Linked DNA regions of Homo sapiens: all the other regions are linked to region 2. A link is an interaction called in ENCODE POLR2A ChIA-PET data of the cell type or tissue named here. Cell type or tissue: GM12878. All regions are shown on one strand.

Region 1 (2,500 bases), 58 kb after region 2:
CACAAGATACTGCGGAAATGGTGCTCAAGTGTGAAGTTCTGAACACTGTTTATAAGAAAGGGGAGTTAAATGAATCTAGCTAAAATAATTGACTTGCCATTCATCACTAACCTTGGCTGTTTCAATCCTTTTCTGCTGCTTAAGAGGATCGGTGCAAGACAAGAAAGCACATTGCTACCCTGGGTAAACTTCCTGATTTGAGGCTTTACCTTACCAACAAATAAGAAATAAATAAGTCTTACAAAAGTGTTTCTGACCAAAAAGAAAAGAGAGAGCTACAAGGCAGTTTAGAAAACTGGTGGGGGAAAAAAAGAGTAATCAGCCTCACCATCCTCAAAGTCTCTCCAACACTGTTCTTCCGCCTCCTAAGGTGCTGATGATACAGATGAAAAATCAGAGACATAGGGCCCTCCCAAACCCCAAGAACACAGCATGACTTCAACCCTGGACTATTTCTGTAGCTCTTGGAAACTCTGCCAGCCAGCAGGAGCTACAGCCACATGCTGGACACTAGTCAGGCTGGAGAAGATTCCACCCATCATCCTGGTTACTGACATTCATCTGGCTGTGCAATTTTTTTTTGTTTTGTTTTGTTTTTGAGATGGAGTTTTGCTCTTGTTGCCTAGGCTGGAGTGCACTGGCAAAATCTCCTCTCACTGCAACCTCCGCCTCCCAGGTTCAAGCAATTCTCCTGCCTCAGCCTCCCGAGTAGCTGGGATTACAGGCGCTTGCCACCATGCCTGGCTAATTTTTTTTTTTTTGCATTTTTAGTAGAGATGGGGTTTCACCATGTTGGCCAGGCTGGCCAACTGGTCTCGAACTCCTGACCTCAGGTGATCCACCCTCCTAGGCCTCCCAAATTGCTGGGATTACAGGCATGAGCCACTGCACATGGCCAGGCTACACATTTCTATACATGAGAAACTGGCCGTCAAGTATAAGTCAAATAACCAAGAAAAAGGCAAGTGCTTCTAATAAAATGAGTCCATCAATATGTAATTATATCATATTAATGTCAGATCTATTGACAGAGGCATCATGCTTTTAAAAGATGGCAGCAACTACAGCTGGATACACAAATTTTTTGCACAAGATCTTCCCTTCATAGAAGCCCCAAAACCAGTCCCACAAAATTGCAGTCATTTCTCGACATCTATACAAATTCACATTATTCTAATTAATTTTCTATTCATTGTCTTCAAATCAGTTATTTCAGTTCTATGTTGATCCTTTAAGAAATACTGAGTAATTTAATATATTCAGACTACAGAAATAGAAGTTATGCTGTAAATGAAGGGTCTGCACACTTTTTTCTGTGAAGGATTAAATAATATTTTAGGCTTTGCAGGGTACACACTGTTACATACTTTTTTAAAAAATGGTCTTTTCAAAATTTAAAAATATTCTTAGCTCTCAGACTGTATAAAAACAGGCCGTGGGCTGTATTTTGTCAATCCTTGTAAGTAATAACTGTGAACCAATATTACAGAGAAAAAAAAATGTTCTATACAACATGAATCAGCCTCTCTTTAATACAAGCCACACTAGTTCAACAGGCTCTCCTGATGTCCTGAATTAGGAAGTTCTATATTAGAGAAGGATGAGGAATATGCCCTATTTTTCACGAGGCAAAAAAATTCCACCCAGATATTTCTCTCTTCTTTAAGTGGTCAAGGATAAAAGATGTTCAATAAGGACTATGAAGTATCACTTATAATGTGCATATTTATAACATTTAAAAGCCTGGATTTACATAATACAGGTTAATAAAAACACAAATTTGAGGCCTGAAAAATTATAAAGACAAAAAGCCAAAAATAGCTAGGATAAAATTCACCAATCCATCAAGAAAGGGGGATATATTATTAAAATGACTTTCTTTTAGGATCTCTATATAAACTATAAAAAATAGCTCCAAAATTTTGTGAGGATAATGGCATACAAATGACTTGCTGTAATTGGTATTTTTACCTCACAATGCAATGAAGTCCATTGTACCTGAGATAATGGAACTCTCTCGCATTACTGCAGCATTGTTACCAAGCAACAAGAAATAAAATGTCAAGATTAACACTTTGTTTAATATATTTTTATCACCAATAAACTATTTCTATTCTGCTATTCTTCTGGGTGTAAATGGTCATTAAGCTAAGAATTATATTTGTTAATATACAAGTGTATGTAAAATAATGCAGTAAGTTAATACTAGGCATTCACCAAGTCCATATTTTTATATTTATTACTTCCTTGGTAGAAATAGCAAATATTAACGTAACAGTAATTCTATTAGGTTATTTTGCCAAACTACTCAACTACAATATGTCTTCATTGAGTACATCTTCATTAGCATCCAAAATTTTCAAACCAATCTAGCATTTCATGAAAATTCAAGGAAACGAATGAATTGTCTTTAAATACTTCAATACTCTTGAAACAAGTATGATCAGTCAGTTCATTCAGTATGCTTATGTTAGGACATTACATTTTCAAAGCACTCTAT
Region 2 (2,500 bases):
CCTATCACAGATGTAGGATATCATCTTGCTTATTATTATTACTATTATTATTTTTGAGACAGAGTCTTGCTGTGTTGCCCAGGTTGGGGTACAGTGGCAGGATCTCCGCCTCCTGGATTCAAGTGATTCTTGTGCCTGAGCCTCCCAAGTAGCTGGGGTTACAGGCACGCGCCCACCATGCCCCACTAATTTTTTTATTTTTAATAGAGACGGGGTTTCACCATGTTGGTCAGGCTGGTCTCGAACTCCTGACCTCAGGTGATCCGCCTGCCTTGGCCTCCCAAAGTGTTGGGATTACAGGCGTGAGCCACCACGCCCAGCCCTTGCTCATTAGACTATGAGCCCTTTGCCTTCCCTGTTCACCTTCAACCCAGTGCAGTTGCTAATACATGATAGCTTGTTTTCACTATGTATTTAAGTAAACTGAATTCCATCTTCAAGTTTGTTTCTAAAAAATACAGAATCAAAAAGATATTAAGGTGTACTAATGAGAGTAATCAAAGCTAGGGACATTACCTACAGAGAAAATGATAGCAAGAAGAAAAAAAGAGGTGGCTAAAATAAAATGTAAAATTAAAACTTCACCTCAGGAAGTTGCAAAGCTATAGAGAAGAAAATATGGTGTCCTTCAAAATTGACCCTACTAAGGACATTTTTTAAATATCTTCTTCAGGGCTGAATGTTAAATAAATGTTATTTAATACATATCTGAACTACACTGAATTTGCTTTTTCAAGTGGGGAGAAAAATCATTTATAAGACACCCAAGGAAAAGTCCTAAGAAACTGGATACCCCAACTATTAATCATTAATTAAGCATCTACTTAATACCTGTTAGGTGTTCTGTGCTTTTCACTAAGCATACAAAACTCCTGCTTTTAATAGCTTATAGGTCTTGAATGCCCTCTCAATGTTTCTGAGGCCAAATTAAATAAAAAATGCAAATTCTAAAATCCTAAAACTACCACTTCTGTTTTCTTTCAAATATTCACAAAGGGTAAAATCCATTTTTATAAATTCCACTATAATAAATATAACTAACAGAACCACTGATGTGTATCAATTCAAAATGATTTTATGATAATTGTATACATTAGATTTGATAAATGTGCTATTTTCTGACTCCAGGCAGAATATTTGAAAATAAAAAATTACTTTACAGAAACTATCTATACTAGTTCATACCAGAAACTATACCAAAACCACATCAAGTTTCTCTAACACATTGTCTATTGCAAATGAACCTGAACAAACAAAAATGTAAGTGAAACTCACTTTATTACCATGATCAGAGTCTTCATTCATCTATTGTAAGATAGTCCAGACAAACCACTTTATGCAGGTTAGAAAATGTCACAAATGTAATAGGTTTGATTCTTAAAGAAATCAATTAACTTCAAATAAGAAAAATGAGTTCTGTTCCTAGCTATTAATTACACCAATTTCTCTCATTTTGTAAAATGTAAATACCATTCAAGAGGGTCTCCATAGTTCACTTATGAAACCTCATTGCTCCAAGAAAAAATTCCAATGCATACAAAATTGTCATTAATTATACAAGGTAATTAACTCCATCTCTGTATAAGAAATTAATAAGTATTTATTAAGTGAACAGTTAGAACTATGAAACCAATGTATTTTCTCTTCTCAAGGTACAATCAATGTGTGACAAAGTTTTTTTTGTTGTTATTAAGGCACTTTGGATTGGTTAAGCTCTTTGTATAAGGTCACATAGACTAACACTCTGATCTATTTGTTAGATTTTGAAAATGGACAGCAAGAGAAAAACGTACTCCTAGCTCTGTTCTGAAGCTGCAGTTGCAGTTTTCATAGAGTCTATTCATAATACTACAGAGATGAAAACAAACATCAGACAATATGGCTAAGTGAATTCAGCTTGTTTTATCAGGCCTCTTACAGAAGGCATTGATGGAAAGAGCATGACCAAGTGTTTCAGGATAAATAAAAAGGTACTCTAAGTTATTTGAGTTTATTGAATATAGCTAAGCACTGGAGCTTCTGGGCCTGTATACTACCCAGAAACAGAATAAATTACATATTTAAAAATCCAGGGATAAGTTATTTTCTTCCTTCCACTGAATCGCTGAGAGAAATGCATTAGAATCATATGAAATTGCTCACATAGGAGCATGTATGACCTGCAAATACAGGAATTTCATATGGTTGGTTCAACCTATGTTCTAATGGTGAGGTTTAAATGGTCACAATTACTATCACATAATTTTTTAAAGGTTTATACTTTTAGGAGGTCTCCAATAGTCATTACAAAATAGGAAACTAAAATACAAATGGAAAAACATCATTTATGTGTCTGCATGTACTAAAATATATTAATCTCCTCAACAACTCGTTCACATGGAATATGGAATTATTACTATTTATTTTGTCATCAGGAAATACTTGTTCTCAGAAAGTTTATTTTCTGATTCCTCAAAGAGGATGTGGGTTGGTTGGGGAGAAGGGGGAGGGAATGAGAACT
Region 3 (2,500 bases), 54 kb after region 2:
TTTCTGCTACTAGGCTTCTGCTCCAGTCAGTTGTGATTCTCCGTATTAGCCTGTCTCTCTCCAATTTGGGTGGCAGTGGTTTGCCCTGTGACTTTAATCCTCTGACGGATCTAAGAATAATTGTTGATTTTTCAGTTTATTCATCTTTTTTCTTATTGTGAGAATGGGTGTGGCAACTTCCAACCTCCTGGCACGTTAGGCCTGAAATTGGAAGTGGCTATTTTTTAAATAATCATTACCAGTAGTTACTATATAGAATCCTAAAGTTTCTATCTTGAATTCAAACAACTATATAATACTATCTACCTCATTTTCAATTGGGGGGAAAAAAACATTCTGTCTTCCTAAATGTGAAGGTTCTCATTTTACAGCTTTTAGGAGATTATCCTATTTCATATTTTCTAAAAGGTTAACATTACTGAACAATTCTTAATTTTGCATTTATGAAAGTATTAACATTATCCTGGGGCTACACTAAGTTAACTGAAAAATTCAGTCAGCTAAAGGTCTATGAGCCTGCAAGTAAGGAGACTGTAAATTAGATAAAAATGTTAACATTGCAAAGCATAATGTAAAATGCACCTCAAAATATACCAACCGTCATTTGTTTTTGCTTCAGAACATAAGCTTTAGAGGCACAAAGAAATGTTTAGATCTTAACTCTTCCCCCTACCAATTTTGTTATCTTAAAGTCTTTCCTTATCCTCATTTGTTCTTCTATAAAATATACACAATAAAACCTACCTCACTGGGTTACTATAAAGTGCTTTACATGTAAGTGCATGGTATAAACAGAAGTTGTTGCTATTGTTGTTTTCATAATTATTAGGCTATATATCTCCTTCAACTTATATTACCATTATTGAAAATATTTCAAGTATAGCATCTACCACACTCTGTGTAAAGCACATCTTAGCTGTATAGAGTCTACTTGGACCATTTCACTGCCCCTATTTCCTGGGAATGAATTTCATTAAGAAAGTTTTCCATTCCATTTTCCTATCTCCTTATAAAACCTAGTCCTCAATTTACATATAAAATATTACCTTGTACATTAAAAACATAAACCAAAGAGGAAAAATAAGTGAAAACATTTTGAGTGCAAACATATTCAGATGCCAAGAGCACTGAACAAAAAACTATAAATAAAACAGCAGCTAAAATACTTTTTATAGCAGAAGCTGAGTTATAAAAATGTCTTTCAGATTCTACTTAATACTACTTTTATTTCTAAAGGTCTAATTCCAATTCTAAGAAGACAATTCAAGATGAATGAGTTTTGTAAATTCCTCAGAGAAAGTTAAATTACACCAAAACTTTCAAACTCATTCTTAATCTCATAGCTTTTTATAGTTAACCTGTATTCGCCTGAGTTTGGTAATAACGATGAAATTTTCTTCTGAGTTTTGTCTGTGTCGGCAAAGCTTTTCCAAAATTTAAAGTGAAATTCAAAACTGAACAGAACTTTTTCACAATACATGGCAAAACTTGTATCCTTTTCTGCAACTATTAAGGAAACTAAAATAGATTCTTTAAATGAATCACCCAGATCCTTTTCACAGAAGGCACAGAAAAGGTAGCAGGGTTCTTCACATTCCAGTTTAACTTTCCTCAGGTAGGATTTGTATTTAGAATTCTCTTCGAAGAACCCAAATATGTTCTCAGTGGCAGAAACACTGTATATTATCATTAAACTTCAAAGGCTGAATAAGAGAGAAGGTGACCTATACTTTTGGACATGAGTGGTTGAAGAATCTGAATGTGGACTTTGTTACTCAGTGGCAGAAACACTGTGTATTATCATTAAACTTGAAAAAGCTGAACCAGAGAAGGTAAACTCTAGTCTTAGACATGAGTGGACTTGATTTCTTCATGGAATAAACCACAGAGTAGAAGACCATTACATTCTAACAGTTAAGTAACTCTTGGTTCCTAGTCTTAGGAACTGTTAACTGTTTTAAAATATTCCATCCAAAAACAAAAAGATATTTTCATAATTCTATAAAAATTCAATAAGGCAAAGCTATCATAAGGAAGAAAAGAAAACACTTCCTTCCACATAACTTACATTTTGGACCTTAAGTCCCTCTGTGTTCAGGGAGTTGTATGCCCACAGGTGAACAGAAAGCATCAGTATCTGAGGCCCTCTTTATTTATGTCCCCAAAAGAACAACAGATGTGACTTTCATTCAAAAGAAGTCATATGGCTCTTGCCTCCTCTCTCATCACATGATCTCTTTGTGCACACCCACTCCTCCTCCAATTTAGGCCATGAGTGGAAGCAGCATGAGGCCCTCACCAGACACAGCTACCCAGTCTTGGACTTTGTACCCACTAAAATCATGAGCTAAGTAAACTTTTCTTTCTTAAAGAATAAAAAAGTCACAGTGGTTATTCAGCACAAGCAAGTTTTAAGCAGGAAATAACTTTAATCTTCATCCCAAACCAAAATATGTGAATCTTTTGAGCCAAAGTATAAAAAGAGATAAAATGGGTCATT

Evidence for each region. ChIA-PET counts read pairs that join two places held together with the same protein. Peaks named below come from ENCODE experiments on the same cell type or tissue, not always from the same donor. Only the 100,000 strongest peaks of a DNase experiment are listed, where the experiment ranks them.
Region 1: POLR2A ChIA-PET joins it to region 2 with 5 read pairs; 4 of 35 experiments call an interaction of 5 or more read pairs at or near these places.
Region 3: POLR2A ChIA-PET joins it to region 2 with 6 read pairs; 4 of 35 experiments call an interaction of 5 or more read pairs at or near these places.

The regions. Positions count from the first base shown.
Region 1 is chr5:41,827,527-41,830,026 of GRCh38, forward strand. The region is part of intron 7 of OXCT1 (3-oxoacid CoA-transferase 1); the gene reads right to left. Among named protein-coding and RNA genes, the nearest start is that of OXCT1-AS1, 41 kb to the right of the region's middle. In GM12878, no CTCF peak of the experiment used is centred here; no DNase peak of the experiment used is centred here.
Region 2 is chr5:41,769,738-41,772,237 of GRCh38, forward strand. The region is part of intron 13 of OXCT1 (3-oxoacid CoA-transferase 1); the gene reads right to left. Among named protein-coding and RNA genes, the nearest start is that of OXCT1-AS1, 99 kb to the right of the region's middle. In GM12878, no CTCF peak of the experiment used is centred here; a DNase peak (open chromatin) is centred at 1,253; H3K27ac peaks cover 1,786 bases.
Region 3 is chr5:41,823,494-41,825,993 of GRCh38, forward strand. All of the region lies in intron 7 of OXCT1 (3-oxoacid CoA-transferase 1), which reads right to left. Among named protein-coding and RNA genes, the nearest start is that of OXCT1-AS1, 45 kb to the right of the region's middle. In GM12878, no CTCF peak of the experiment used is centred here; no DNase peak of the experiment used is centred here.